Linked DNA regions of Mus musculus: regions 2 and 3 are each linked to region 1. The links are chromatin loops, found by intact Hi-C in ENCODE. Cell type or tissue: gastrocnemius. All regions are shown on one strand. Links, peaks and the distances in the headings refer to the core of each region. The heading gives the core; the rest is flanking DNA. Region 1 has its middle 22 kb from the start of Gm38768. Region 2 holds the start of Ppp1r3a (protein phosphatase 1, regulatory subunit 3A). Region 3 overlaps Ppp1r3a (protein phosphatase 1, regulatory subunit 3A).

Region 1 (11,243 bases), core at 2,950-7,949:
TCTGAGCTCAACTGCACTCAACTGAACTGCATTAAACTGAACTGCTCCAAACTAAGATGAAGTGCCTCTCTCTCCCTGCAGTACTCTTTAAGTAGCCTCTCTTTCCTGTCATCATCATAGTTGGGTTAATACTGTCTTTGACTGATTCTATTAAATCTTTCTCTGACTCCTCACTCTGTCTGCCCCTCAGTCAGCCATCATTGTTCAGGGTTAAAGGCATATATTAAAAGTCTATCTGTATTTCAGTCAGAGGGATTAAAGGTGTGTAATTCCAGGTTTTTAGATGTGATCCCTTGCCAGAGCAGTCATGTCTGGACTAAGATTCCTCTACAGATGAGAAAAGCAATTATTGTCATGGTGGCTTCAATCTTTATGTCCCTCCTAAGAGATGATACGTACTTGGCTGGACATTGAGTATACATTGTCTTGCTTAATTCTTCAAAGCAAAATTAAAGTAATTGCTATTGCTGCTATACATATGAATTTGAATATAGAAAATTAAAATGAATTGATTTTTCATCGATACTATTTTCTATTCAATTGTCCATTTATTTCTTTCATAATATTTAATATCTTGTTTCTTTTGCTTACTTTAGGTTCAATTGAATTTGGTTTGATTTAACTTATGCAGTTTCCTAAGATGGAACATTAGGATATTGGGGTTTCTCTTCTTTTCTAATCTATGGATTTGATGCCATAAAAATTGTTATGCCATCAAGTAGTCATTTAACATGACATCAAAAAATTGTTTTTCTGAGTTTTCACTCTTTTTAGTTAAAGATATTGTTTAATATTATTTTTCTTCTTTAAAAAAATAAATTGACATTTTACTGCTAATGATAGCTCTCTGGTCAATGTTATCAGATTCCATGCTTTCTATAAGTTAAATTTTTTCCAATTTTTTAAATTATTAGTTAAGATCTGCTTTTAGAACTGTCTTGTTTCTATGCACAGCATCTGTGAGTCCATCCTGTTTGCTTAGAGAGCCATGCTTTCTTGGTGTCCTCCATCACCTTTGGCTCTTACACTCATTGAGCTTCAGTTCCCACAGGGTTTCCTGAACCCTAAATCCTGGTTAGGACTGAGTGTTCCAAGTTCTCTCTGCATAATATCTAGCTGGGAATTTTTGTATTTATTCTCATCTGCTTAAGGAGGAAGCTTCCCTTTTGATAGTTGAGAAAGCACTGAACTATGACCATAGAAGAGTTATATTAGGAGTCACATTATTGCTACCTTTTTTGGAACAGAAGTATTTGGTTTTACCCTAGTTCCCCAAGTTATCTGTCTCTGGTTCTTGGTCACGCAAGCAGCTTTGACTGTAACCAGATACAATATTGGAAGCTTCATTTGGTAACAAGAGATATCCAGTTGGGGCTCTGTTTCATTCTTAATTGGCAATTTTACTTAGATTACTTTCATATATGTATTAACTATAGGAAGCTTCTACTCTATTAGGTTTCCTGACTTTCTTTAATCTGGTCCTCATTTCCAGTGCCTCTCCCTATATTCCTTCATGATTCCTTCTTTCCTCAGAAAAGAAGAACTATTTATATTCTATTTCCCTTTTCTAGGAAAATCTATCTGTCTGTAGTTAGTGACTTACTGCGTAACTAAGCTCTGTGGCTCTACATAGCTTGGTTATCATTGTTTTAACAGCTAACTTCCACATATGAGCACATACATACCATATTTGTCTTCTGGGTCTTGGTTACCTCATTCATGATTTCTTTTCCTATTTCCATCCATTTGCCTGCAAATCTCATGATTTGAACTTTTAATAATGAGAACAATATTCCATATTGCAAATATATTATATTTCCTTCATTTGGATATTTGTCTAGATGTCTATCTAGATAGTTTTCAATTTCTGGTTATAATTAATAGACCAGCTATGAACATGATTGTGTAAGTGTGAGGTAGAATGGAGTATCCTTGGGCATATGCACAAGAGTAAGAGAGTTTGATCTTGAAGTAGATCAACTCCTAACTTCCTGAAGAACCACCATACTGATTTCCATAGGGGCTTTACAAGTTTCCACTTCCACCATGAGTATTCTCCTTGCCACGAATATTATGGATCTTAGCCATTCTGACAGGTGTAAGATGGGATCTTTGATAGCACTGCACAGATGGATAAGGATGTTGATCAATTCTCTATGTGTTTCTTAGTCAGTTGAAATTCCTCTTTTGAGAATTCTGTGTTTAGATCTGTACCCCCTACCTTTTAAAATTATCTTTAATTACTTTTTACAGTCCGGTTGTTACCCCCTCCCAGTCTACCCTCCTGACAGTTACACAACCCATTCCTTCTCATCCCATCTCCAAGAGGATGCCCCCGCCCAGCCAACCCCACCCTGCCCTGCCAGACCTCCCCACTCCCTGGGGCCTCAAGTTGCTAGAGGGTTCTGTGCTTCTTCTCTCACTGAAGCCAGAACAGGCAGTCCTCTGCTGTATATGTGTCAGGTGCCTCGAAGGCTGCCTGGTTGGTGGCTCAGTGTCTGAGAGATCTCAGGGGTCCAGGTTAATTGAGACTGCTGGTCTCCATATGGGGTCATCCTCCACCTCAACTTCCTCCAGTCTTTCCCTAAGTCAAGCACAGTGGTCCTCAACTTCAGTATATTAGTTGGGTATAGTATGCTTGTTGGGCCTCTTGGAGGGCAGCCATGCTAGACTATTGTCTGTAAGCACACCATAGTATCAGTAACAGTGTCAGGCCTTGGATCCTCCCCTTGAGATGGAATCCAATTTGGGCAGTCTGTACCCTTTCTGAGGCCCTTGGTCCTGTGAAGGCTCAATACCCCAGTGTAGAGGAATGCCAGGACAGGGAAGCAGGGGTGGGTGGGTTGATGAGCAAGGGGAGAGGGGATTTGGAGAGGAAACTAGAAAAGGGGATAACATTTGAAATTTAAATAAAGAAAACATCTAATAAAAAAAATATATATATATTAGATATAGCTCTGGGCTAATTATATTTAATGTTAATTCTGTTCTCCAGTGAGGCACTGCGAACAAGGAATGAGTCAGCACTCAGGTGATTTCCTGTAAACCTGCTTACCACCTTAATTTGTCAAATAAAGGAGAGCTGATAATTGGGCAGATAAAGGAAAGGTGGAGTGGAAGGTAAGAAAGATAAGAAGGAGAAAATGGAAGAGAGAGAGGACTCAAAGGAGGAGAAAGAAGAAGAAAAGCAGAGGTGAAGCACATGGCCTGGAGAAACAGCAAGTTCTAAGGGGTCTCATAGATGTGGAAGACGGTAGTGTAGGGTAGGTCTGCCCAATCTAGCCACACAGCATGTATTCATATTAACTTAGTCGTGTTTTCATTGCTGTGGCATATTTGGGTTGGAGATTTACTGCAAAAATATATATAATTATTTATTTGTGTGTGTTTGTGTGCATGTGTGTGTGTGTGTGTGTGTGTGTGTGTGTGTGTATTTGTCAAACAATTCTGTCTTTGCTTTATGGAAACTTTTTAGTTTCATGAGGTCTCATTTATTAATTGTTGATCTTAATGTTCTGTTCAGAAAGCCTTTTCATTTGCCAATGAGTTCAAAACTATTTCACACTTTTTCCCCTTTCAACTCCAGTGTGTTTGGTTTTATGTTGAAGTCTTTGATGCAAATAGGCTTAAGTTTTTGCAGTATGATAAATATGTATCTATTTGCATTCTTCAGCATGCAGCCATCTATTCTGATGATCACCATTTGTTGAAGACCCTCTCTTTTCCCCCCAGTGTCTATTTTTGGCTTCCATATCAAAACTCAGGTGTCAATAGGTGTGCGGATTTATGTTTGGATCTTCAATTTGATTTAATTGATAGCTTGTTCCATTTTTTTGTGCCAAACCCATGGTATTTTTATTACTATAGCTCTGCAGTACAATCTGCGTTTGGGGACAACAAAACCTATATCAGCTCTTTTATTTTTCATGATTGTTTTGGCTATCTTGGGTTTTTATCTGTTTCCATATGAATCTGAAAATTTTTCTTTCAGGTTCTGTGAAGATTTTATTTCATTTTTAATATTCTTTACTTTTAAAAATATGTTGTCCCACTTTCATTAATGTAATAATTGCCTATGCTTTCGAAATTCAGTGTAACAAGTCAATATACCTATAGAAATATGTGCTGATAAAATCTAGCATCTGTTCTGTCATGAAATAAATATTTAACTTTATATCAATATATGTTTTCTCCACTTTTTCAATATATTCATATTAGAGAATCTATACTATCCTGAGACAGACATTCTAATTGGGCATGAAAAACACAATAAGATTAAGGGAAATTAACACACTAACACTCTTCTCTTTCATCACTAAAGATTTACTTCATATCAGAAATGAAACCATGCATTGTAGTTCAAAGTTAAAATAAGATGAAGTGTCTAATCTGAGATGCTAGTATCTTCAAATAGGGCAGGCATTCAAATAATATATACATATATCTTTTACACACTTCTATAACTCAGCTAATACCTGACAATCCTAGAGCATTTAATAAGAATAAGTAATGATAGTGATTATATAAAGTTTATAAGTAGTAACTATATATAATATCGTACAATGAAGGATATGTGCAGAGTATGTGTTTTGCCAATGTACTGGTTGGTTTGTGTGTCAACTTGACACAGGCTGGAGTTATCACAGAGAAAGGAGCTTCAGTTGGGGAAATGCCTCCATGAGATCCAGCTGTAAGGCATTTTCTCAATTAGTAATCAAGTGGGGAAAGGCCCCTTGTGGGTGGTACCATCTCTGACCTGGTAGTCTTGGGATCTATAAGATAGCAGGCTGAGCAAGCCAGGGGAGGCAAGCCAGTAAAGAACATCCATCCATGGCCTCTGTATCAGCTCCTGCTTCCTGACCTGTTTGAGTTCCAGTCCTGACTTCCTTTGGTGATGAACAGCAACGTGGAAGAGTAAGCTGAATAAACCCTTTCCTCCCCAACTTGCTTCTTGGTCATGATGTTTTGTCCAGGAATAAAAACCCTTACTAAGACAGACATTTTGGTGTATTTATTTTTCTTAGACATGCAATAATTGCAGTGAGTATTTTCTCATTGCATCAGGACAATACTAAAATACAAATGCCCTCTGTGTCAAGGTGTTGATTTGATAGTACAGCTGGCTGTACCTATTATAGCCATCATCACAAATGTGTAAACGTTGAAGAGAACACAAGATATCCAGACATAGAATTGAAGTCAAAGTAGGGAAAGGGAACATCATTTTAAAGAAGCAAAGGAATAAAAACGACAAGAACTGTATTTATCAAGTACAAGGTTTTTTACTAGTGAGGTAGCAGAAGGGGAGGATAGGTAAGAAAACAGCTGGGATCAGACCAGGGATATTTAAGAGGTTGACAGATTATTGCTATAAGACACAAGGTCAAGGGTGAAAAGAACTAAGAAAAGTCCAAATTCCTGGCCAGGATGAATAGGTGGGTATTTAAAGGAGTGAACAGGTTTAATGGAATGATGAAAGTTTCAGTTTGGGACACAGTGACTTTTAGTTACTCTGAACACTATGTACCCAAGCCCTGCAAACATACCCATCTTCTGATCTGTGGCTCAGAAGAGAAAGCTGAACAGAGAAGCCAAAATACATTACTAACAATTATTAAAAAGTATTTCATCTAGAAAATAAGAAACTACACTACTCGAAATAGTGCTGGGTCACTTAAGATTCCAGAATCTGCATCAAGGTTGTTTTCACTTAGCTCTCACAGAATGAAACCAATGTTTCAATGATTGACACACTCGCTTTAAAGTACTCCAAATCCACATTTTAAAATGATGCATTTCATGTAATTAAAAAAAACTTTTAAATTATAAATTCTTTTATTTAATTTTTAAAATGTAATAGGAAAAATAAAATATTTTCTTGTTGACCAAATAGTCACATGCCTTTTAAATTTAGATTTCTGACAGGGAAGAGTGCTTGTCTGTGGCAAGATTAATTTTTGCTCTGTCAGAACTGACCTGATACTGTAGCTATTTTAAGCACTAGAAATACAGGAGTGTTAAGCTTGCCAAATACTAGGTGCCATCTAGTGGTCATTGATGGTTAAGACAAATATCTAGCCAATTTCAAAAGTTCTTTATTTCGTCCATGTATACAAAAATGTATACACAAATATACAGATATATGCTGGCATTGTGGTAATTGCTATATTCTGATTGACACAATCTGATTATTGGTATTTTTCAAATAGTTAAATTTACACTTAAGCTAGTAAAATATATCCTTCAGGACCACTATTGGCTGGGTTAAAATGTTAATTAGGTTGATATTTCGAATTTGGGCCATGCAATGTTCTTACTTGATTTTATAATAAGGAATGCTTATGCATCTGTACATTCTGATTAAAATAAGTTTTGCAAAAATATATTGGTTTTCAGTAGGCTCAAATTTATATCTAAATTTTCCAGATTATTGAGAATGTCCTTGTAAAAGAAAGCATTGACTAGAAGAGTTTAAGTGATGTTAGTAACTGTCATAGTTAGTGATACTAAAGTGTAAAACGTATATAACTTTGGATTTGTATAGATGATAAAGTTTCCTGAGATTCTTTAGCATTGTGGAATTATTAAACAGAACACATTTAGAGCTATTGACATGCTTACCAAATTCAAATCCTACAGTAAGTAGCCCTAATCCCTAAAACTTGTTGAAGGGTGTAGATTAATAAGTTATAGTTTTCTGATAAATTTTAAATAAGCTTACTAATTTTGTGATGAATTGTTTGATATTGATATTGTAATAATAACAAAAATATATTATGAAAAGCAAATGAAATGACACTGTATCTTGCTAAATAAGTAAATAGTTGAAAACTAACATTATCCTCTTCATCAGAAGCATTGCATGTATGTTCACTCTTGTACCAGATCTACTGCAATCTTGTTACTTTAACAACAGTTCAGTATTCTTCTCTCTTGAGAAATCATATTCTATTTGGACGTTTGTACATCAATTCCATGGTAAAGTCAAATCTCCATATATCTTCTCTAATGTATCCCAGAAGACCACCATTTGTTTGTAGCAGAATTCATGAGCATAAACAAATGAAACACTTTGGACTGTCCTTCAGAAATGACTTATGTAATAAGCATGACCAAAACTCACATTGTCAGTCAACAGATATTTATTGGACATCTACTATAAAAATGAAGCCAGGGGTATATTTGTTATAATATATGCAATGTTGACATCTTTAAGTACATTGTATTTTGGGAATAGTTCATAAGGGACTAATAGATTGATAAATGCAAATTGTCTAAAATAAACCTCAACTATACAATTAAATAAACCTATGGGAGGGTAAATAATGGGTAACTTCATACAAAATAGATAAACAATTAAGAAGCCCTTAATAATTTTCTTGTTGATTTGAAAATGTTGAAAGCAGTGCTGTGTAGACATCTCCAAAGGTACCTGTTAGTTTAGTAAAGTAGTATCATAGCCCACACTGCCATCAAGAGTTAACATCTGTCTGCAAACTTCAAAAGTCAAATCCTAAGGAGAGCACTGACCCATCAATATAGCCCAATGACTCAAAATCCAAATGTTGGAAGAAATTTGTGTAACCAGGTCTGGAAACATTTAACTTTAGTAAAATGTAACACAAAGATTTCACTCTTCTTTACCAATCACTTTTCCTGCAAGGGTTACATTGAATCTTATGTGACTGATGAGTCTCCGATCTCCTAACAAAGTTTGAACAGTGCTATCTAGTGACACTGAGCTGTTAAAATCATATTTACACCCTGTTTGCTCTGTCTTATAAACTATAAGCTTAGTTGGAGAACAGAAGAAACACTTGTTTGTTACTTGGTATTTGTCCTTCCTCTCAGGTTAACCTCATAATTGTGAGGCTAGAAAACCATGGTTTTGGAGAAAGAACACAAATCTTTTCTCTCAGATGAGCATGTGATGAAAGTGGTCAGTTGGCAAGCTGCTTTCCCAGGGAGCCACTGGATAGGGCTGGAGGGGAAATGCTCCACACTGGCTTTCTTCCAGGGTATGGCCATAAGCCTCCCTCACACCTGCTCCAAATCACTCACGTCCAGATCTTCTCTGGTTACAGAATACAACTTTAACTCTGGAAGTGTGTATCACAGCACTCTGTTGCTAAGATCATCCTAAGATAATTCAAGGTCAGATATCTGGATTCACTTAATCCAAAAAATAAATAAATAAATGGCTGCAACCTTGCCATGCCAAATAGTAGGGATTATGGATAAAATATGGAACAAAGCAGCTTCCAGAACTCAACAGAATGCATATTGAAATAGTAAACACTCAAACATTAAGAGAATAGTGGTGGGTCCATATTTTGGTGGACATTAGCATGCAAGATACATAAATCTACCTAATTGATAACCAGAGTTCTTAGCCCTTGTGAGTATTCAGTATATCTTAGACAATATAATACAGAACACGCAGTATAGTTTTAAGCTTAATTTGGTAACATCCCAGCTCTTTTCCAAACTTGAAGACACAAAGGAGTGGGAAGTTTTGAAGAAATAGATTGTTAGATTCAGTAGAACATTTTGAGGATGCCACAAGCCATTTGGTAGCCAGTCATTTGAAACAAGATTATTTATGTGAATATCACTTTACATAATTTAAAGTTGTCTATAGAATTCCTACTTTGTTGTTAAAAACATTTATTTATCTAAGATGCTAAATTCCTTTTCTTTACTAAACTTGATTTTGAAATTACACTTTTTTCTTACCTGTTGTAAAAGTGAAACGTGGCATGCATCTTGAAACTCTAACTATACTTGCAGTTCTTTACAGAATGTCACTCTATAAATAGAAAGTTATATTACTATTACAGAGTGGGAGTTAGACAATAAAATGTCCACACAATTCAATTATATTTGCATAACCCTCATTATATTTTTTAGCACAATTGACTTTCTAATAGCATATGATTTCATTGCGGAAATAATGCTCTAGTGAATCAGAAGTCCTTCTCTTCAAAACTTGTGTGATTGTGCAATTAGAACTCTAGATTACACCCAATTAATAATAATAAACATGCTAATATAGGTTTTAGTTACAGTAGATGTTACCTTTGCATATTTATCTTCAGTATTTTAAATTTAAAGCAAAGAATGTCAGGCACAAATGAGGCTATGAATGTTTTTTCGGGTGTGGTCTGTACATTTCTGTTCTCTACCTTAACAGGTAGATATTACATTTACAATGTAGCAGTAAACTTGCTAGAAAAACTTAGAGGAAGCAGAAAGCATAAACTTGGAAGTGAAAAAATATCATGGGATTGCCTAATATAAAAATATAATTAATTAGAGAAACAGCTACTAGAAAGATAAAAGTATATGACAGCATATAAAAGAAATATACAATATCGGCTATATAAGCTTCTCTAGAACACCAACACCAACTGACCAACTAACACAAGAGAGAACACCAACTAACACAAGAAGATACATTGGTATTGGTAGGCTTAGAAGCCACTGCGAGGTTATTCTTTTGTTTTGTTTTTGTTTTTGTTTTTGTTTTAGTTTTTGTTTTTGTTTTGTTTTGTTTTGTTTTTAAGAAAGGTTAATAGGAAACTGCTCTGGTCAAAATGATAGCTCTACCTCTTATAGAGCTGAGATATTCTGATCTGTTCAAGGTATTCGAACATTGCACACTGTTATTGTACACTCTCTAAAAGAGTAACCCAACTAGGCCTGTCTCTTACCTAGTCAGACTACCCCTCAGAAAAGTCGATTCACCTGGTAAGAAGATAGGAGGAATATTTGCTCCTTAGCTAGAGAATGTGCTTATAGATCCCAGAAAGTCCTCTGTCTGGGCAGTTATTGAAAATCTTTATGCTAAGTAAGCCTGCTTTGCTCAGTTTTAACTCAAAAGTGGAATCCTTCTTTCTCCCTCTTTTAGTTCTTCTTCAGATACTGTCTAAATTTCTAAACATGCTTTCCCTAACATTCTCACTATTTTCTTTGAAGATCCCATTTCACCTTGAATAGGTGCTTGGGGTCGACCCTTGGAGCCAACTACTGTTGACCTAGCACAAAAGGAATGACTTTTTCTTTTCCTCTTCTTCATCTCCTTCTCCCCAAACTTGCTATGATGTAAAGATTGTCTGCTCTGTGATTTTTCTCTTAAACTGCAATAAAATAGTCCCATGCTTTCTTATGAAAGCCATTTTTAAATTTGTTTATCCATGTGACTAAGAACTTATGAAGAAGACTCATTCCCCAGTAACATGTATCTTTCTCAATTCTTTGTTTCAGCCACAGAAAGGGGAAGTAGTGTTATGGGACACATGAATCCACTACTAACACTTTCTTTAGTTGTTTTGCCAGATATTTTGACACGACTGGAAAAAAGTAAATACAAGAGTAACATGGGCTGGAATCTCTTCAGTATAATAATAAAACCTACAGAGGAGAGAGAAAGCAAAGAAACTGTGGATTTGCCTCAGGAGGCCATGAGAAGCATAGTGTGTAGATGTCCCAACAGTTGCAAGAGGTGGACCTGAGATCTCACTCAATGCAATTGGATCCTTGGGTTCTTTGTTCTTCTTGGGAATCTCACTGTGATCCATTATGTGCAAAGGGCTAAGCTATGCCTGAACCAATGAATGAGATGAGACAACAGGACACATCTTAAAATATTTCAGAAAAGCATAATAATATTCTGTTGAATAAAAGTCTCTTAGGTAACAAACACAAGAGGTAAAAAATGATAATCAGAAGCCAAAAGTAGGTAATTGTTTTAGGAATAATAGTAAAAATTAGGGCAATGCTTACATATTTCTAGGAACTTTTTTTTTTTTTTGGAACACAGTCAAAGTATCAGCCAAATATGAGAAAATAAAAATAATTTCTGATGGGCAGGATCAGAATTATACATTTTATACATTTGCAAATGTTATTTTTTTTAAACTTACAACATATAGATACCTGCAAGACAAGAATGCACTGACAACAGAGGACTGGAGAAATGCCTCAGTGGTTAGGAGCACATCCCACATACCGCTCTTGCAGAGAACTTTGTTTCAGTTCCCAGCACTTTGATCAGACTTCTCACAAGGGCCAGTAACTATAGTTCCTCGGGGACAAACACATACACACATATTTACTTTTACTCTAAATAACACTCAAGAAAAAAAAAAAAGTAGCAGTCCTGGGATTTCGGAATGAGAGATTTAACATTAGTTGGCAAAGGAAAGCATTGGGTTTAAAGCTTTATTTTTAGGCTTTACTGA
Region 2 (11,243 bases), core at 2,333-7,332, 170 kb before region 1:
TCTGTACTGCTCCTAGCAAGATTATTACAGTTAGCTTTGTTCCTTGAATGGGTCTCTATCCAATAAATACCTCATGGCACTTTCTGTTTTTAAGTTCTTGTGCTCATGTCCCTTTCTGTGCCTTAAGAAATGGGAATAGCTATTATGCAACTGATCTGAGTTTCGGTATACTAGCCATGTGACTTATCCTGATTTGCAGTTTATAAATAGAGCTTTATAAATAGTCTCTTGGGATTATCTTACTTGAGTGTGCCGCCTACATCCTATTTATTTCGCTCCTGGATGATCTTTTTTCTTTATGGGAAAAAAAAAGGTACTCTGAAATGTTTTGTTAATAGAAAGAGGGTAGGGGAATAAAAGTGTAAAGCTTAGCTTTCAAATAAATGCTCTCCTTATGCTAAAATTACTTTATCTGAGCAGCTGAGGGCCAGGATAACATGTTAAAGTTGAGCACTGTGGATGTTTGAAAATGGGATATTATTCTATTGTATAAAAATGAAGCAAAGATTTCTGAATTTTAACTAGATACAAATATCAAGTCATGAAGATGAGTATGGTAGGGTTTTGTGGGTTTGTTTTTTGTTTCTTTATAAGCCTCATAGGCATTTCAACTAAGGAGAGCTCATTCACAGAGGAACAGAGTTCAGGCAGGAGTAAGAGGAGCTAAAGGGAACTGCAACCCTATAGGTGGAACAACATTATGAACTAACCAGTACCCCGGAGCTCTTGACTCTAGCTGCATATGTATCAAAAGATGGCCTAGTCAGCCATCACTGGAAAGAGAGGCCCATTGGACTTGCAAACTTTATATGCCCCAGTACAGGGGAATGCCAGGGCTAAAAAGGGGGAGTGGGTGGGTAGGGGAGTGGGGGGTATGGTATGGGGGACTTTTGGGATAGCATTGGAAGTGTAAATGAGGAAAATACCTAATAAAATTTTTAAAAAAAGAAAAGAAAACATTTTTTTTTAAAAGAATGAAAGCACTGGAGGTTTGATAAGTAAGAAGAGATTAGAAAGATGAGGTCACTCTGTGTTAGCAAAGTGTTGGCCAAAGGGACATACCAGATTCCAGTTAGGTAAAACTTGTCAGCTCTAAATGGTAGTAGCTAACATAAATCGAGAGACTACTCTTTGTTGAAAATGGGCAGTCAAAGCAGAAGAATCCGCATCAAGTAAACAAGAGCATTTTCAAATGTGCATCTAATTTATAAAGCCAATTTTGTAGACTATAGACACAAACTGTATCACATGTGTCAATAAACAAATCTACTGATATTTTCCTCATATGACCTATATGGCACTTTATGTATCTTTAAAAATGCCTATCTTAAACCCTCCAGTTTGCAATTATTTCAATTTGCTGCTCTGAAATGATTCGTGTGGCACACATACCGTACATGTCCTAGCTATGTAAATGAGATCTAACCCAAATATTTTCATTTTCTCCTGTTCTATGTCCCATCTGTTTCCACCTTTGGAGGGGAAATTCTCATTCATGGAATTTATGTAATTCAAGGTGTACAATAACTTACAATATTTATGAAGATGTCATTTGAAAGACAGGGTGCCATTGCAGCTTCTGATATTGAAAAACAGTCACCTCTTTCACTGCATGTTTTATATTTTAATTGAGTTCAAATTACAGATATTTTAAAGGCATCATGCTCTTTGAGTTTATCATTGTGTTTACCATTTCAAAACCTATTTCAGTCTCCATGATGAGTACTACATCCACTAAAATGTCTTTAGAAGCTTTTCAGGAATTAGGCTCATATACCTGTGCACATCTGTTTTCCTTTCCTTTTTTCTACTCGGCTGTATAATATTTTTTTAATTACTGCAAGGATTCAATTTTAGTATGTAGCAGTATTTTCCCACTTTCTTCATGTGTAGAGACTTCAGAAAATAACCCATGAGGTGATGAACAAAAAGTGACATTTATTGTACACATTTTCCCATCATATTCCCAGGACAGATTTCCTGTTGGTGGATTTTTGTGCTAAGGCATATGAGTATTTACATCTCTTCACAATTTTCACTTTACTTAACATTCAGCACCTGTAGTTGACACCTTTGTACTCAAAGTTTGAGACGGTAAGTCTCAGAAACTGCTAGATATGGTTTTTAGCAAACTGTAGATCTCTGCTAGTCACAGATGCTCACACATTCTACCGTCCAAATTTCCTTGCTTCATGGATTGACTCTCCTCAAGTACATACATATTCATTATTTCCTTGCTTTTATTTCTTTTGTGTTTACATCAATTAGATAAAGCAGACTTTTTATCCTTAGTTTTAATATACTTGAATAACAAAAATAATGTTTGACGACTCTTCAGACCTGAGCTCATCAACACATGCAACTTTAAACATCAAAAGTGAAATCTGGAACATTGTGGCCAGAGTAGCTTTGATGCTATCATATAAAAGGCCTTGGAGGCAGGCTAGCATAGTTGACAAGCCATTTGGACCTATTTATAGAGCTGACTTCTTTTGCAATGTCAACTGTAACCTTACACTTATTTTAAGCCTCAGTATCTCAGATATCAGCCTCTACCAGCTGTACAGTTTACTCTTATTTGATAAATCAGAGAGACCAATGGAGCCCGCTGAAGAACCTGGTCAGATTAGCAAAGATAACTTTTTAGAAGTTCCTAATCTGTCTGATTCTGTGTGTGAGGATGAAGAAGTTAAGGCGACCTTCAAGCCTGGCTTCTCCCCTCAGCCAAGCAGACGCGGGTCAGGATCTTCGGAAGACATGTATCTGGACACTCCAACCTCAGCTTCCCGGAGAGTTTCCTTTGCTGACAGCCTGGGATTCAGCCTTGTGTCTGTTAAAGAATTTGATTGCTGGGAACTACCCAGTGTTTCAACTGATTTTGACTTAAGTGGGGATGTTTTCCACACAGATGAATATGTTTTATCTCCACTGTTTGACTTGCCTTCTTCAAAAGAAAAGCTTATGGAACAACTCCAAGTCCAGAAAGCCGTGCTGGAGTCCGCTGAACACCTTCCCGGGTCAAGCATGAAGGGCATTATTCGAGTCCTGAACATTTCTTTTGAGAAGTTAGTGTATGTGCGCATGTCTTTGGATGACTGGCAGACACATTATGACATTTTAGCAGAATATGTTCCTAACTCGTGCGACGGTGAGACTGACCAATTCTCTTTTAAGATTTCATTGGTTCCACCTTATCAAAAAGAGGGCGGTAAAGTGGAGTTTTGTATACGCTATGAAACTTCTGCTGGCACATTTTGGTCAAATAATAATGGCACAAATTATATATTGGTTTGTCAAAAGAAGAGGAAGGAGCCAGAGCCTGTAAAGCCATTGGAAGAAGCACCTAGCAGACAAATAAAAGGCTGCTTAAAGGTAAAATCACGGTGAGTCCACGTTTTGCATTCTCTAATGTTTATAAAATGTTAATTTGCATGTTACAAGAAATAATAAATCTAAAAATGTGTTTCTTGTACATAAAAACAACTGTGTGTCACATGTAGCAGGTCAATACTGCTTAGGCAATACCATTCTCATATTCTTAATTAAGGAAAATTCGTGTGTAATACAGTAGTGGGTGGTAGGCATACTATTTGCTTTCAAACCCTGAATTATAGATGCTTCACTTATGAAATTATTTTATTTAGAATACATTTATTTGTAATGTTTGTCAAATGCCCATGCTTCACCCTGAAACATACTTAATCTATATAAAATTGTACTTCAATGTGTACCTGGTGCTCAGAAGTTTGTAGATTTTTTATAACTGCAATGAACATTTTAATTGCTTAATGGGCTATATAAAGACATTTGGCGTAATCTATACCAGATTAAATCATAACAAAAACTAATTTATGAACTAACAAGAAGACAATTGTGAGTGAAGTATACATTGCACATAAAACTTCATAATTATATAATTGTAACATTATGGAACACAAATTAGTATAATTTATTAAAAGTAAGTGGAGCAGAATAATAAAAAATGACCCAGATAGTAAGAACGATATTCAGCTATACTGATGAGAGTTTTGGGACATGACCCCTCATTAGTAACCCGGCTTGTCTGTTAATGTCGAAATATAGAAGTAGCCTTCAGCTCACTCTGTAGTACAGAGCTGGCTAATTTCCATGACAGTAGGTCAGCAGATAGAACACCCAGGAACAGTTAGATCCCTGTCTGCTCTTCCCTGCATCCCAAAGGAACAGCCCCCCTTGCTCTTCTAGCCACTGGTAAACTTTGATTATTCTCTGAGTGATAGTCCTAAGTATCCCCAAACAATTTAATAACTTCACCAGAAACATTTTCATATGTTGAAGACGAAACTATATATGTATAAAGAAAAAACACTCAGAGTCCAAGTACTAAATAGAAACTTTCAGAAATTACTTTGAGAAGATATTAATAATTTTATGTTTTAATGGATAAAGAATTAAGTAGTAATTACCAGACTTGTTGATCCAGTGGATTCATGAACTAAGCTAATATAGGTTAAATCAATTAAAATATAAAAAATAGTACACTTTTAATTTTATATTGATGTCATTTGAAAGAAGCATAGTCTACTTTGTGAGCTATTCCAACTTTCTTATTTCAAACTAAACTTTCTTAAGCTGTAATTTATATTATTAAAAGAGAAAAGATAATCATAGCCTCTGTATATGCTAAAATAAAAATTAGATGCTGTGATAATACTCAGTAACATTATCTGCAAGGGAAAAACAATGATTCAATGAAATTCAAACTAACCTCTGCACAAAACACTATGTACTTTTAATACTTTATTAAATACTTTTAAACCATGCAGCCAAGCACTGTTAGAGCAAGCAGAATTTAAGAAATGTAAAAATGTCTGGCTAGAGAAGCAGTTTTTAACTCAATATGTGCTTCTATGAGTAAAAATTCCAGCTTCAAAATGTCAAGCAATACATTCTGAACTGAGTTCAGGAGATTTCTGAGGAATAGACTACCCTTCACTTGCTACCCAGAGTAAAGAGGCCTGGCTTAATCATACACACTAGCCATGGGTTCTATATGTGTGTGTGTGTGTGTGTGTGTGTGTGTGTATTCATATACATATACATAATATATATATATATATATATATATATATATATACACACAATGTTCATGTATACCTTTGTATTCAGAACAGAAATCATCAGCTCATAGCAGACACCACTCAGATTTTAATATTTCTTTGGAGGAAAAAAAGCTGAGAAAAACCGAACCACAAAATGGTCTGAAGGCCTGTAAAGTTTCCTAATGAGTTATGGAAATGGAAAAACCTCTTTCCTTCGAAACCACAAATACATTTTCTGTACTTCTATAACTTAAAAATGACCAACATAATTCAAACCACATTTTGAAGAAAGCATTTGCCTCTGGAGGAGGCTTTCTGTACTGAGTTTCAGTCCAACATGAATTTTTACATCTGATTTATATACCACTCAAGATGGAGTGTATAAAGGAAATCCTGACAGATCCTCAGAACAGCATGTGCCATAATAGAATATTTATACAGCTTTCCATGATATAATTTATATGCAATGGGCTTTCAAATATACCTAAAACTCACACAAGAGAGCATTATCAAATTTCTAAATGAATAGTGCAGTTAGATTTTATTGGGAAGAATTTGGTTAGGAAAATAGAAGGCTCCCTCATTAGTATTATTTAAAAAAATGCACTTATGGTTAAAATAAACTAATACTCATTTGAGAAAAGATTATAGCTTCAAAATATCCTTCCTATAGAAAAAAGACTTGTAAGAACTTAAAGGTCGTTTACAACAGTTCTATAACAAATTAGTTTAGTTTTACAACAAATCTATGCTATTTGATTTGGAGACATTTCTTTTCTGAGATAAAAATAAGCAGAAATATACATGAATTTGTGTTTCTTACCTACAAGTAGATTAAGAATGTGCAAAATAACTCAGAGTTAAAATGAAACTTAGAATGACCTAGTGCACAGAGTTACAACTAACTTCAGTTACTCTTAATACCAAAGTTAATTTGCCATCAGTGTCTGTGAGATTGTTTTCTGAAAGTGTCAATAATCCATCCCTTCTAATGAGTATAGAGCTAACTACATCCACATATTGGCTGAGGCAAGATTTCTCTTATGACAATCTGCCATAGAGGCTTGGTATTTTCATTGTGGAAATTTTTCTTAGGTTAGAGATTGTAAATGTCTTTTTTTTTTTTTTTTGATATGGTGTGTCTGTTTTCACTTGAGACTCATTACTCTATGTGATTTGAAATATCTACAGAGAAAGAAAGTCAGAGTTAGTTACTAACAGGCAACTGACCCAGAGTGTCTAATATCTGTGAAAGGCATGCATCTTGACGGATTTGTTAGGTGTCACCACACATGCGACAATTGTGTTTGTGTAAGCAAACAAATGTACAGGTCCATATAAATTAAAACTATAATGCAGATACAGGATGCTTGAGAAATTAAGCATGTTTGTGTTCCAGCTCCTCAATAGCTTCCAGTTCTTAGGAATTTACTAGTAAATTATTAGAAGTTTCAGTTAGAACTCACTCAGTTGAGGAATCTTTAAAACCTATACTAAGTCCCCATATTATAACCTTTTAATTTGAGGACTTGTAGACATTCAGGTGGAAAACATTCTTTTGTTTCTTGCAAGCTTTTGTTCAACAAGAAAATTTAAAGTTTCAGTTTTCTTGAGATATGCTTGACCTTATCATAGGAGTATCTAAAAATGGGAAGAGAACCTAGTAAAATTTCTGTATTTAATAGACAAAAACTGAAGTTCTATTTTCTTTTCAGAAATGTTTTAGGGTGGTGCTTGCTGTGTGTCACAGCACACATGAAAACATGAAAGGACAACTTATCGGAGTCAGTTCTCACCTTACTATATGTGGGTTCCTGGGATTAGATTGAGGTCATCAGATCTGAGCAAAATTTTAAAGCCCAACTTGTCATCTCTCCAGCCCCCAGACAATTCTTGAACAAGTAAGAGAGACATTATTTGGGTCATTGAACAAACTCACCTTTTTTTTGATATTTTCTTTATTTATATTTCAAATGCTATCCCAAAAGTTTGCAAGACCAAGGGGCCTCTCTTTCGAATGATGGCTGACTAGGCCAACTTCTGCTACATATGCAGCTAGAGACATGAGCTCTGGGGGTACTGGTTAGTTCTTATTGTTGTTCCACCTATAGGGTTGCAGACCCATTCAGCTCCTTGGGTAATTTCTCTAGCTCCTCCACTGAGGTCCCTGTGTTCCATCCTGTAGATGACAGTGAGCATCCACTTCTGTATTTGCCAGGCACTGGCATAGCCTCACTTGAGACAGCTATACCAGGGTCCCCTCAGCAAAATCTTGCTGGCATATGCAACAGTGTCTGGGTTTAGTGGCTGATTATTGGATGGATCCCCAGGTGGGGTAGTCTATGGATGGTCCATCCTTTTGTCTTAGCTCCAACCTTTTTCTCTGTAACTCCTTCCATGGGTGTTTTGTTCCCTATTCTAAGGAGGAATGAAGTATCCACAATTTGGTCTTCCTTCTTCTTGATTTTCTTTTCTTTTTTTTCCCATTTTTTATTAGGTATTTAGCTCATTTACATTTCCAATGCTATACCAAAAGTCCCCCATATCCACCCACCCCCACTCCCCTGCCCACCCACTCCCCCTTTTTGGCCCTGGTGTTCCCCTGTACTGGGGCATATAAAGTTTGCAAGTCCAATGGGCCTCTCTTTCCAGTGATGGCCGACTAGGCCATCTTTTGATATATATGCAGCTAGAGTCAAGAGCTCCGGGGTACTGGTTAGTTCATAATGTTGTTCCACCTATAGGGTTGCAGATCCCTTTAGCTCCTTGGCTACTTTCTCTAGCTCCTCCATTGGGAGCCCTGTGACCCATCCAATAGCTGACTGTGAGCATCCACTTCTGTGTTTGCTAGGCCCCGGCATAGTCTCACAAGAGACAGCTACATATGGGTCCTTTCAATAAAATCTTGCTAGTGTATGCAATGGTGTCAGCGTTTGGATGCTGATTATGGGGTGGATCCCTGGATATGGCAGTCTCTACATGGTCCATCCTTTCATCTCAGCTCCAAACTTTGTCTCTGTAACTCCTTCCATGGGTGTTTTGTTCCCAAATCTAAGGAGGGGCATAGTGTCCACACTTCAGTCTTCATTCTTCTTGAGTTTCATGTGTTTAGCAAATTATATCTTATATCTTGGGATTTTCTTGTGTTTTACAAATTGTATCTTGGGTATTCTAAGTTTCTGGGCTAATATACACTTATCAGTGAGTGCATTTGTGATTGGGTTACGTCACTCAGGATGATATCCTCTAGATAAATCTATTTTCCTAAGAATTTCATAAATTGATTGTTTTTAATAGCTGAGTAGTACTCCATTGTGTAAATGTACCACATTTTCTGTATCCATACCTCTGTTGAGGGATATCTGGGTTCTTTCTAGCTTCTGGCTATTATAAATTAGGCTGCTATGAACATAGTGGAGCATGTGTCCTTACTACTAGTTGGAACATCTTCTGGGTATATGCCCAGGAGAGGTATTGCTGGATCTTCCCGTAGTACTATGTCCAATTTTCAGAGGAACCACCAGACTGATTTCCAGAGTGGTTGTACAAGCTTGTAATCCCACCAGCAATGGAGGAGTGTTCCTCTTTCTCCACATCCTCACCAGCATCTGCTGTCACCTGAATTTTTGATCTTAGTCATTCTGAATGGAGTGAGGTGGAGTCTCAGGGTTGTTTTGATTTGCATTTCCCTGATGATTAAGGATGTTGAACATTTTTTCAGGTGCTTCTCAGCCCTTCAGTATTCCTCTCTTGAGAATTCTTTGTTTAGTTCTATACCCCATTTTTTAATGGGCTTATTTGAATTTCTGGTGTCCAGCTTCTTGAGCTCTTGGAATATATTGGATATTATAGTCCCCTATCAGATTTAGGATTGGTAAAATATCCTTTCCCAATCTGGTGGTTGCCTTTTTGTCTTATTGACAGTGTCTTTTGCCTTACAGAAGCTTTGCAATTTCATGAGGTTCCATTTGTCAATTCTTGATCTTATAGCATAAGCCATTGCTGTTCTGTTTTGGACTTTTCCCCCAATGCCCATATCATCAATGTTTTCCCCACATTCTCCTCTATAAATTTCAGTCTCTGGTTTTATGTAGATGTCTTTGATCCACTTAGACTTGAGCTTTGTACAAGGGGATAAGAATGGATCAATTTGCACTCTTCTAAGTGATAACCGCCAATTGTGAATCTGAGCAAAAACAAAAAATAAAGGTATATATGATAGATAGCTGTGTGGCATCTTCCTATTCTTAAGAGATCAGGTTACTTTCCTGCCTCATAAGAATATCAGGATGGCCAGTATGAAAATGAACTAATATTGCATCTTTAAAGATTCAAATGTTAGTATATGTGTTGCTGAAGCGAGCACTAATACATTTTTTTTTGTTTTTGTTTTTGGGTTTTGTTTTGTTTTGTTTTGTTTTTGTTTGTTTGGTTTTTTTGTTTTTTTTTTGTTTTTTTTTTTTTTTTGTTTGTTTTTTTGAGACAGGATTTCTCTGTATAGCCCTGGATGTCCTGGAACTCACTCTGTAGACCAGGCTGGCCTTGAACTCAGAAATCTGCCTGCCTCTGCCTCCCAGGTGCTGGGCTTAAAGGCGTGCACCATCATCTGAAGCCCTCAGAATTGTCACCTTCATTAACAATCTTCCGCAGATAACTCATTTCCTGACCCTTGGACAGCACTTGTTTTTTTTTTTTTTTTTTTTTCTCTCCTGACATCAAAGACTTTGTGTCTGGATCCCTAAAATATTCAGTTCTGTAAATTCAGGGACAATGTATCAGGCCCTATGTTACTAAACAGCACTAACAAATTGGTAAATGAGGCAAAAATCTTGGGCCTATGAAGATATCGAGAGAATCTAGAAGAACAGAGTTTATAGGAAAAAGGAAAGGAAGGAAAAGATCTAACAAAGCCAATCCCATAGGCTGTGCTATGTGGAAGCCACAGATTAACAAATAAATAATATATATTTGTGACTTGGGTTTTAGATTGCAGAATTGGAAAACTGGCTTTCTCAGACTTTTTTTCCATACCACTTGTGTAATGTGTGCTCTCCAGAATATGCAAGATGACTTCACCCGCTTTTTTTTAAATTTTATTTTATTAAGTGAAATCAATTTATTATTCTAACTAAAGAATCAGTATGTATAGGTGTTGAATGGTATTTACGACTTGGCCAGGTGAATGCAAATAAAAGTCCCAAACGGCCTTAATGCCAAGAAAAGAATGACTGGTCTTCACTTTTCTTCATATTTGACGTATGGAACCAGGCACATGAAGGAAAAGGAGAGAGAAATACTTTCTAAAGTGTGGTTTTAAGAATACAGAACGTTTATCTTTCAGAACAATAAAATCATGAAAATGGGGCCAAGAAAAGCACTAGAAAATGGGTATGAGCTAAAGCCATGGTGTACGTTCCAGTCACAGCCACTGGACTGTGAGACTTCCTTAATTTACACATCCCACATAGTCTGCAATCCTGGAAGTAGTCCAAAGCCATGTAAATAGCTCCACAAGGCCTTTGGGACCTAATGTGTTCCATACAGAGCTCATTTTGAATACATACTAATTGTGGAAGCTTGGCCTTTTTCAAGGAAGGGACCTCTGGCAAGGCCATATGGAAACATAAAACACAGCTGCACAGGCCCCTCAAGAGAGTGCCGAGAACTGCCAGCTGCTAGACAGTGAGAGGCCAACCTGCTGACTGTCCTTGGAGACCCACCAAGGCTCTATGGCTTCCTAATGTTGTGGAAGTCTGCACCCTTATAAGCCTAGACTACTGTTGCATTAGTGTGATGCTTTCTGCCAGAAGAAAGGAGTAGGGGGTTGTCCTGCAGTGTTACTTAATCTCTAGAAGGAGTCACAGTTGAAGCCATATCACAAGTGCCTGGGATGATCCCCCTGTGAGTCCATTTCTTCCTCTGAAGCCTATCTTCATCCTGTAAGGTTAGAGAGAACAGCAGAACTATTAGCCGGATCCCTTATTATCCACCAAGATATGGTGGTATAGAGCAAACTCCAGGTGGATTTGACTCTCCAGTGTCCTGTTGGACTTAAAAAACATGCTAAAGATATGCTGCATTTTGATACTTTGTTGTACTAGTGTTGCCACACACACACACATACACACACACACACACACACACACACACACACACTCACAC
Region 3 (11,243 bases), core at 3,501-8,500, 130 kb before region 1:
ACTCAGACTCTAGCAATCCTGAAAATCAGAATATGAACACACGACATAGAAAAAAATGGAACGTTCTGGAAACCCAGTCAGAAACAAGTGAGACTGAATCAGATATAGCCAAGCATACCAAAGAACAAGCAGAGTATAAAGACATGTGGGAAAAAACAGATAACAGTAGGAATCTGAAAGCTACTCCTACAGAACACTTGTTTACCTGCCGAGAGACAGAATGCTACGGACTGTCTTCTCTTGCTGATCATGGTATTACTGAGAAAGCACAAGCAGTTACAGCTTATATAATTAAGACAACATTAGAAAGTACTCCAGAAAGCGCGTCTGCTAGAGGAAAAGCAATAATTGCTAAGCTACCTCAAGAGACAGCAGGAAATGACAGGCCCATCGAGGTAAAAGAAACAGCGTTTGATCCACATGAAGGGAGGAAAGATGATTCACATTATTCCCTTTGTCATGGAGATACAGCAGGTGTAATCCATGACAATGATTTTGAAAGGGAGTCACATTTAGATATTTGTAATTTACGTGTGGATGAAATGAAGAAGGAGAAAACCACATCTACGTGCTTTCCTCAGAAGACATATGACAAGGAGAAACATGGAATTGGAAGTGTAACATCTATAGACGAACCTTCACAGGTCATTACAGGCAATCAAAAAGCTACGTCAAAACTGGATTTACATTTGGGAGTGTTACCAACAGACAGAGCAATATTCCAAGCAAATGCAGATCTTGAGCTGCTTCAAGAATTATCAAGGAGAACAGACTTCAACGCCGTTCCCTCTGCATTTAACTCAGACACTGCCAGCGCTTCTCGGGACAGCTCTCAAGTTTACAGACACTGCTCTAAAAAATCAGTACCTTCTTACGGTGAAGAGAAAGCAGTTACTAACACAACCCTCCAGTCTATTCCTACCAAATCAGAATATAATTGGCACCCAGAAAGTGAGGTCTTGGGCCATGCCATGTCTAAACCTGAAGATGTTTTCAAAAGTTCAGAAATAATGAAATCAGGTAGTGGAGGAGAACGAGGCGGGGGTCCGATTCTCCAACAAAAAGAAGGTAGCTTGGAAAACTCCCAGGGCCCGATGTTTTTTACCAATGAGCCTCTTGAGAATCTGGATGAAGCAAGTTCTGAAAATGAAGGGTTAATGCATTCTGGACAGTCACAGTGTTATCTGGGTGACAAAGGATTAGTGAGCTCTGCTTCTGCTACTGTCTCTACGCAGGAACTCGAAGCTCAAGGCAGGGAGTCTCTGCTTTCAATATCCACCAACTCTAAAATACCATATTTCCTTTTGTTTCTGATATTTCTTGCAACTGTCTACTACTATGACTTAATGATAGGCTTGGCGTTCTACCTTTTTTCATTATACTGGTTGTACTGGGAAGGGGGGAGGCAAAGAGAGTCTGTTAAGAAAAAGTGAGCTTGGCACAGTTGCTATTCTCTCTTGAAAGATAAGCTATTTAGTCCCAAACATTTGGAATGGCAGGAGAGACTATTCATTGTTCAAAGAATCAGTGCAGTTTTTCTCTTGAAGGATCATTTAAAAAGGAATGCGTATGAAGTTTGCTCCTTCATATAAGTAATTATTCTATATAGGACCATTATGCTTGGATCATTAAATACCTATATGAATATGAGATGTGAAGCACGTCAAGTTGGAATTAGGTACAGCTGTTGCTCCTTAGCAGGCTGTGAAGTTGAAATGCTTCATGTCTCTTCACTATTTAAAGTGCGATTTCCTGCAATCATTTCTTTCACAGTAAAGCTTTGGATATTTTTTTTCCCTGAGAGCACTTTCCTCCTAGGTTTTTAAAAAAATAGATAAAACATGGAGAGATATTTTTTCTTTTAGTCCCTAGAATTTGCCATGAAAATTTCATTTAGCACTGTGTACTCTATCAGCACATATTGATAGATCAAATATTAAAATTTCTGTTTATGCCTTTAAGAAAATACCCATGTACTTTGCAATATGAAAACGTAAATTGGAAATATGTTTTATGCACACTCACATTATACTTTATGTGCATACCATTGTATCTCTTTGTACCCATGATGTCAGGGTTTTCATACACCAATTTTAACTTTGTTTGTTTATTTTTATTTAGTTGAATGTGTAGACTGTAACACAAATGGACAATTTTAATGTTAAGTGTTGTCCAGACATGAAAATTCTAACATTCTATCATCATTGTTTCAAGGTGATTTTGCACCTACCTTGTAGTTCTTAACCTGTGGGTTACAACCCCTTTGGAGGCTGCATATCAGATATTTATGTTATCATTCACAACAGTGAGCAGAATTACAGTTATGAAGTATAAACAAAACAAACTTATGGCTGGGGTCACCACAACATGTGGCACTCTATTAAAGGGTCACAACATTAAAAAGGTTGAGAACCACTGCTATAGAACATAAGGCCTTAAGTAATAATATAATAGATGCTAAAATGGTTTGTTCTTCCTGGTAGTTCCTTTGTTTTCGATTAGTTGTTAATATTTTCTTATAGTAGGGAGATGAATTTTATCCTAAGTAAATTTACAGAACAAACTCCTTGTCTGGTAATATCCATTTTGTCATCTTTGGGTTATGAGACAATCACTCAAAACTTTAAGCAGGCAAAATATGTATAGTTGAAAGCATACTGAAAACGAAGTGAACATAGACTATAGCAGTGATTTGGCTACTGTAATTATAGGTAAAGGTATAAAATAATGGAGCATTTTTTAGTTAAATGGAAATACTGTCAAGATTTATACAAAATTTATTTCAGCAATTTTATTGAATAATTGTAATATACAAAGCCCTGTGCTATTCTATGGGGGTCCTTAGATAAACTGAGTATATCGATCCCTGTATATAGCAAAATAATGTATTTTTAACTGGGTTGGAGTATGAAAAATGTCAGAGAAGGATTCTATTGAATGTTTATCTTTCATGGAAAGTTCTTTCAGGGAAAGTTAAACAGAAAATAGTATGATATTTTTATTTACTTATAACTATAAAATTACATGCCATCTCATATATCTCACAACTATAAAATTATAAGAAAATAAAAATCTTTAAAATGACTTATCATGTGATACTTAGTGGTTTGCTAAAGTTTCTTTACGTGCACAACTATTTCTCAAACTGGTAATTGCATGCTTTTCTCAAGGCTCCTTAAAAATGAGTCATTGGCTTTAGCTTTTTAGTTGACCAAATGCAAACATCCTGAAGTAGAATGCAGGTCAAATATTTGCTTTTTGAGAAGCATACTTCTATCAAATGCAAGTGGAATTCCTTTAAGCAGTCCTTAGAAATTATCTCTAAAATTGTTGCCCTCATATTTTTTTGTCAGGACTAAGTTAAGTTGGAGTTAAAGTTAGCATTCCACCAGCTCTTTATAGCTTAGAGGTTTTTCTTAATTCTATGTTTTAAGAGTTTTAGTCAACATAGCTTATCTCTGTAATGTAAAGGACACTATTTTATGAGCACCGGTGCCCCAAACAGAATTCTTCCCTTAAATGATCAGCGTAACTCCCTTTCCCTCCTCTATTTGATTTCTGGTAACATTAACTCACCAAAGGTTCTCATGCATTTGTAATAAAACAGGAACAAGCTTCAAAGGATTTTAAACACTATTTAGTTGTGTGTTTCTTTGATGCAAAGAAGAAATACTGGATTGAACTGACTTTTCAAACATTACTTATAGAACTTTAAATAAAGGTACAAGGACACTTGAAAGGACTGCTCTATGAGGAGGTTGAGTTTGTCAGTCTCTTTTGGTCACATCTCTATGATGAATAAAAATGAGTGTTAGGATGAACTTGTAGCCTCTGCCGACAAGGACTTGGCTATGGACCATCTTGGTAAAGGCCATTTTTTTTTTTTTTATCCATAGATGCCAGTTTCACATCTCACCACACTTTGACTATGGGTATAATGAGGGCATAGCAGAGTAATTACCAATGAGGATCTTTACATATGCCATTCTTATTTTAAATAAGAAATATGATTTAATCATTGCTATCCTTATCTTTCTGGGGTTCTCAGTCTTAGACACGGACCTCTAAAAACTAACTGAGAAGTTTAGCAATGCTATGTAATACAAAACAACAGTCTTTTTAAGAACTCTGACATCTAGAAGCTATCAACATCACAATAAAATTCTCAACCAGAATAAAATGACTGAGTGGTTTATATCCACTCTTCAACATTTAGGAATGTTGGGTCAGTAGAACTATATTTTCTTGAGGAGCTCTAATACGTGGATAATAAATTTTTCAAGGCCTATCTATAGTCAAATATTTGTCACTATTTTGTCAAAACAGGACGTTCTTTTACCTCATCTTACACCAGTACTCTGGTTAAGTGAAAACATTGTAAATGGCCAGACCAAATATGGGGAAATAAGTAAGATATTTTTTCTCTATCCAGTGGTAGTTATAGAGCTTTGAAAATATTTTTGTTTTACATTGATGGATGTTAATCCCTTTTATATATTAATAAAGTAAAAAGCTAAACAAACAGAGCTAGGGAAAATATCGGAGTTGACTCTACTTATCTCCTTTAAGATAGCAGGCTTTTCTTTTACATGTCCATTGACTCTGGAAACTGGACTTCACAGTAAGGACCACCTTTTTGGTGTTAACCCTGTCTTAAGTAGTTTCTTGCCAGGCACCGCCTCAGTTGTGAATCTCTGGAGAGATTAGTTAAAAGGGTTACTGTTATTCAATTGATTAACCATGGTTGCTTTTGTATTTTGGGGGGGGGGTTATAATAAAAATCTTGTCAGCACAACTTAATTTCCATCATTTGAAACATGTGTGATAAATATTCTACTGTTTATACCACAGGACTCAAACTTTAAAAATTACAAATTGGATTTTAAAGAAGCTACCAGCCTAGCTTGGAATGTGCACGTATTTTGAAATAAATTGTTCTATTGTTGTTGCTAAAACCTTATTAAACAAATATTTAAAATATTAATCAATTTTAAAAGTCCAATATTTTTATTTTATATTATTTTAATATGTGGAAAATTATACACAGAACATTGACTTTTCAAAAATTAAACAGTACATTGTGCAAAACCTTAATAAAAATTTCCCTATGTCGTTTTTACTACATCCAATGTTTGTAAATTGCCAGAAAATAAAGTAAGATGTCAATTACAGTAAAGGATTCTGGAATCATTTTGACTTAACTAAAGACCTCACAGTAGCCTGTGATATATAAATAAATCATTTCTCTGGTTTGATATTGGTGCATGTTTCTTTTTATCTCAGTATAAATCATTCTGTCTTCCACATTGTCTCCTTCAAACATTTCTCTGGTAAATTAAGATTCTCTTAATTAGTTCTCTTAGCCCTACACATACACATCCCACTGCATAGATTATATGATCATTCCACATCCTCTTCCTGTCTAGTGATGCACAATTTCGACATGTGATTCAAGTCCCATCCTTTCATAGTCTCCTATTATGGTCCATAAGATCTTTCTGTTTTCATTTCTCTGCCAATATTATCCTTTTTTTTCATTTTTTATTTATTAGGCATTTTCTTCATTTACATTTCCAATGCTATCCCAAAAGTCCCCCATACCCTCCCCCCCACTCCCCTATCCACCCACTCCCACTTCTTGGCCCTGGCGTTCCCCTGTACTGAGGCATATAAAGTTTGCAAGACCAATGGGCCTCTCTTTCCAATGATGGCTGACTAGGCCATCTTCTGATAGATATGCAGCTAGAGACACGAGCTCCAGGGGATACTGGTTACAGAGACAAAGTTTGGAACTGTGATGAAAGGATGGGCCGTCTAGAGACTGCCATAACCGGGGATCCATCCCATAATCATCCTCCAAACACTGATACCATTGCATACACTAGCAAGATTTTGCTGAAAGGACCCAGATATAGCTGTCTCTTGTGAGGCTATGCCGGGGCCTAGCAAACACAGAAGTGGATGCTCACAGTCAGCTATTGGATGGATCACAGGGCCCCCAATGGAGGAGCTAGAGAAAGTACCCAAGGAGCTAAAGGGGTCTGCAACCCTATAGGTGGAACAATAATATGAACTAACCAGTAACCCCTACCCCCACCCCCCCACAGAGCTCGAGTCTCTAGCTGCATATGTATCAATGTTATCCTTCTTATTGCTTGCACTGGACACTTGGTTATCCAAATAGATCAAGAAAGGAATACAAATTTAAAAATGTTTTTTTCTTCTGGTCATCCTACATGGTATAGTTTGCGGGGATGCTGAGCTAGTTTTTGTCACAATAATTACTCTTTTTTTGTCTTTTTAGATATAATTAAAACTGAATAAATATTTTAAAATACAGCTGGGATGATAAATAAGTTCCTGAAGATAAAGCTAGAATCGCAAAGAGAATTTGGAGAAGACATTCAAGTGATGGGTTGGATTTGGCATATAAGAAGAGGAAAATGGTGTTTTCTTCTCTTTTTCCTTAACAATTATTCTATAAAACACTTATTTTTCATGTTACAGCTTTCTTCCTCCTACACAAATATTTCTGTCATTTTATCTCATGGAAAATAAGTAAATTATTCTGAGTTCATGGGAAAAATACTGTAGCCTTTCATTCACTGGCTAGGGAGGAAATTAATGGGACACAGCATGTTGTCAAAGTAGCTCAGTGGTTTAACATCAACAAACATCACAAGGTATAAAGTGCAAGAAACCGAATCTTCTCAGCTGCTACCATGCCCTTTGAAAATGGCTGATCTCTCCAAGCCACACCTGCTCTGCTTGTCAACCCTCAGGGTAAGTAAACAGAACTTGGAAAAAAAAAAACAGCCCGTGTATTTTTAAAGAGGAAAGCACTTGTCTGACTAACATATAAAAGAGACTCTGAAAGCTCACAGCTATATAAAATACATTAAGGAGCAACTTACAGAAATTTGGAATTGTAATATATGCAAAATCTAAAAATTTATTTTTTGACTAATTAAGATAAAATGGTTTTACAAAAAAATAGTATACTTATTTTAGGTGTTTAGGCTAAAGAAAGAAGTATGCAGGCAGGGAATGCAATAGATGATTATGTGCCATTTCAGGTCCATCAGCAATTGGTCACTTAAGAGCAAAGAAAAAGCCAGATGTACCTCCACTATGTTTTAGAATTCATTAGCAGCATGTATTGGTTGACCTGGTTCTGAATGGAAACATATCTAATATTCAAAAGACACAACCTATAAAAGACAATATCAACCAGCAAAGAGATGACACAACAGAATATTAAGAGGCTGCTAGCTCTCCCTGGAAATACTTAAATAAAGCATAATATACTTTCAGCAATTTATGAAGGAAGTATCCATGATAGCATTTATATTTTGGCAATGTGTAAATGTAAAATATTACACACTTGAATCAGTTTCTTTACCTCCACATGATACCTTTATTGATTCTCTGAAAGTTTCACATCCTGTATCCTTGTAACAGTCTCTACCAGTCTTTCCATATCTGTGTCGCCCAACCATTGTGATCTCCCCTTCTCTTTCTCTCTGTCTCTCTCTGTCTCTGTCTCTGTCTCTCTCTCTCTCTCTCTCTCTCTCTCTCTCTCTCTCTCTCTCACACACACACACACATACACACACAGAGACAGACACACACACATACCATGTCCAATTTTTGTTATCTATATCCTCACTATAGTGTGGCCAAACAAACTGTGCCCTGCCCTTTAACTAGAACTTAGTCCATCTCCTTCCATTCCTCCACCAGAAGCCATGAATTTTGGAGAACTTACTTTAGCATCTAGGTCACACTTTTTAAAAGTTCTCTTTATCTCTGTATCTTCTCCCATGGGTATTTTGATCCCCCTTCTAAAAGGACTGAAGTATCCACACTTTGATCTTCCTTTTTTTTTTTTTTTTTTTGAGCTTCATGTGGTCTGTGAATTATATCTTGGGTATTATGAACTTCTGGGCTAATCATGTGTATTCTTTTGTGATTGGGTTACCTCACTCAGGATGTTATCCTCCAGAACCATCCATTTGTCTAAGAATTTCATGAATTCATTGTTGTTGTTGTTGTTTTGTTTTGTTTATAAGAAAGGCTTTTCTTTATATTGTCTGTACAAGGAATCCAGACATATCAGCAAGAGAAAAAAAACCTCACAGTAAATTGTGTCAAAATAATTCAAGGAAGCATCTGTTTGTTACTCAAAAACCTTAAACAGTCTGTACATCACTGAATTCATTGTTTTTAATAGCTGAGTAGTACTCTGCTGTGTAAATGTACCACAATTTCTGTATCCATTCCTCTGTTCAGGGACATCTAGGTTCTTTCCAGCATCTGGTTATTATAAATAAGGCTGCTATGAACACAGTGGAGCATGTGGCCTCATTACATGCTGGAGCATCTTCTGGGTGTATGCCCAGGAGTGGTATAGCTGGGTTCTCAGTTAGTACTATGTCCAATTTTCTGAAGAACCACCAAACTGATTTCTAGAATGACTGTATGTGTGGGCAGTCCCACCAGCAATGAAGGAGTGTTCCTATTTCTTCACATCCTCACCAGTATCTGTTGTCACCTGAGTTTTTGATCTTAGCCATTCTGACTGGTGTGAGGTGGAATCTCAGGGTTGTTTTGATTTGCATTTCCCTGATAACTAAGGATATTGCACATTTCTTTAGGTACTTCTCAGCCATTTGCTTTCCTCAGTTGAGAATTCTTTGTTTAGCTCTGTAGCCCATTTTTAATAGGGTTATTTGTTATTCTGGAGTCTAACTTCTTGAGTTCGTTGTATATATTAGATATTAGTCCTCTATTGGATGTAGGGTTGGTAATAATCTTCCCAATCTGATGGTTGCTGTTTTGTCCTATTGACAGTGTCTTTTGCTTTACAGAAACTTTGCAATTTTATGAGGCCCCATTTGTCAAAACTTAATCTTAGAGCATAAGCTATTGGTGTTCTGTAAAATTCATGAAATTTCCTTGATCCACTTAGACTTGAGATTTGTACAAGGAGATAAAAGTGGATTGATTTGCATTCGTCTATATGCTAATGGACAGTTGAACCATCTCTATTAGTTGAAGTGCTGTCTTTTTTCTACTGGATGGTTTTAGCCCCTTTGTCAAGGATCAAATGACCGTAGGTGTGTGGTTCCATTTCTGGTTCTTCAATTCTATTCCATTGATATATTTGCCTGGCAGTGTACCAATACCATGCAGTTTTTATCACAATTGTTCTGTAGTACAGCTTGAGGTCAGGGATGGTGATTCCCCTAGAAGTTCTTTTATTGTTGAGAATAGTTTTCGATATCCTGGGATTTCTGTTATTCCAGATGAATTTGGAAATTGCTCTTTCTAACTCTGTGAAGAATTGCATTAGAATTTTGATGGGGATTGAATTGAAACTGTAGATTGCTTTTGACAAAATGGCCATTTTTACTATAATCCTACCAATCAATGAGCATGGGAGATCTTTCCATCGTCTGATATCTTCTTAGATTTTTTTTCTTCAGAGACTTGGAGTTCTTATCATACAAATCTTTCACTTGCTTAGTTAGAGTCACACCAAGGTATTTTATATTATTAGTGACTATTGTGAAAGTTTTTGTTTCCCTAATTTCTTTCATAGCCTGTTTATCTTTTGAGTAGGGGAAGGCCTCTGATTTGTTTGAGTTAATATTATATCTAGCCACTTTGCTGAAATTGTTTATGAGGTTTAGGAGTTCTCTGGTGGAATTTTTTTGGTCACTTAAGTATACTATCATATCATCTGCAAATAGCGATATTTTGATTTCTTCCTTTCCAATTTGTATCTGTTTGACCTCCTTTTGTTGTCTAATTACTCTGACTAGGACTGAGCACAGGGTCCCCAATGTAGGAGTTAGAGAAAGGACCCAAGGAGCTGAAGGTGTTTGTAGCCAATAGGAGGAGCAATATGAACTAACCCAGGAACTAAACCACCAATTAAAGAGTACATATGGAGGGACTCATGGTGCCAGCTACATATGTAGCAGAGGATAGCCTTGTGGGATATCAATGACAGGACAGGCCCTTAGTCCTGTGAAGGCTTGATGCTCCAGTGTAGGGGAATGCCACTACAGGGAAGTGGGAGTGGGTAGGTTAATGAGCAGGGCGAGGGGAGATGGCATAGGGGGATGTTTGGTGGGGAAATGAGGAAAGGGGATAGATAACATTTGAAATAAAAATAAAGAAAATATCTAATTTTAAAAAGAGGGTTCTCTTTGGTAGTTTCCAGTATAGGCTGTTACATTTATTTATTTATTTATTTATTTATTTATTTATTTATTGTTTTGGGGTTTTTCCGTTTGGGAGTGCTGTGGTGGTGGTAGATGTTGTCACAGGAGCCTTCAATATTCCTCCCTCTCAAGTGTGTGTCTGCAGATATGGCTATCACAACTAAAGCAACCTCCTTGCTCTTCACCGTCAGTGGCAACAGGAATCAGGGGCCACCACCCTGTACACAAACAATGCCCTTTAGGCTTCTCAGACCATAGATATCAATATGTTCTTAGGTGGTATCAGAAACTACCCACATCAGCATGGCCTCCAGTGGCAGCAGAGTCCATGGTCGTTCATGTGGGTTCAGGTTGTAGCTTCTCAGACCATAAATATCTTCATGGCCTCTGATGGTAACACAGACCATGGACATTAACACGGACCCCAGATCCAGTAGAACCATGGACCCAGACATGGTCTTTGGCATCAGCACTGTTCTACACCATGGCCTTGGGTGGCACCACAGGACACTCATGTCAGTAGACATGGTCTTGAGTCACTTTATACACTATAAGAGTTTGCACTGCCTTTATATATGGTAGACAAATTGCCAATTAATAAACTAATTCTTGGGAAATCCATCATATCTTTTCATAGTGAATAAAAATTTTCACAATTTATTGAGTGAAATTATTCTGAGTTCTACCTAAAGAAGAAGAAGAAGAAGAAGAAGAAGAAGAAGAAGAAGAAGAAGAAGAAGAAGAAGAAGAAGAAGAAGAAGAAGAAGAAGAAGAAGAAGAAAGAAAGGAACCAAAATTAAGGTAATTTATTTCCTGTTCTCACAGACATAAGTGGAAATATTTCAAATAAATTCATAAACTTTGAAAGTTGTGAAGGAAAATCAAGTGTAACAGTAAAAGTAACACACACACACAAACAAAAAACAAAACAAAACAAAACTAAACCCTGTTCAGTCTCTTTCATCCGTGCAAGAGATGGAAGAACATTTTTCAAAACCTGTCTTCTCTTTG

The links. A loop is a pair of places that touch in the nucleus more often than their neighbours do. Peaks named below come from ENCODE experiments on the same cell type or tissue, not always from the same donor. Only the 100,000 strongest peaks of a DNase experiment are listed, where the experiment ranks them.
Region 2: a loop joins it to region 1, with 5 times the contacts of the local background. A loop is called at or near these places in 7 of 42 quality-filtered maps.
Region 3: a loop joins it to region 1, with 4 times the contacts of the local background. A loop is called at or near these places in 2 of 42 quality-filtered maps.

The regions. Positions count from the first base shown.
Region 1 is chr6:14,580,802-14,592,044 of GRCm38, reverse strand. No RefSeq gene overlaps it. Among named protein-coding and RNA genes, the nearest start is that of Gm38768, 22 kb to the left of the region's middle. In gastrocnemius, for the core only: a CTCF peak has its summit at 6,058 (motif pointing left); no DNase peak of the experiment used is centred there; H3K4me3 peaks cover 1,543 bases; H3K27ac peaks cover 4,276 bases.
Region 2 is chr6:14,746,602-14,757,844 of GRCm38, reverse strand. Ppp1r3a (protein phosphatase 1, regulatory subunit 3A) reads left to right here and starts at 2,571. Exons shown (of 4, transcript NM_080464.2): 1 at 2,571-3,383. The coding sequence starts at 2,599. In gastrocnemius, for the core only: no CTCF peak of the experiment used is centred there; no DNase peak of the experiment used is centred there; H3K4me3 peaks cover 5,000 bases; H3K27ac peaks cover 4,994 bases.
Region 3 is chr6:14,707,834-14,719,076 of GRCm38, reverse strand. Ppp1r3a (protein phosphatase 1, regulatory subunit 3A) reads left to right here. Exons shown (of 4, transcript NM_080464.2): 4 at 1-5,255. The coding sequence ends at 1,433. Among named protein-coding and RNA genes, the nearest start is that of Ppp1r3a, 42 kb to the left of the region's middle. In gastrocnemius, for the core only: no CTCF peak of the experiment used is centred there; no DNase peak of the experiment used is centred there; H3K4me3 peaks cover 1,243 bases; H3K27ac peaks cover 5,000 bases.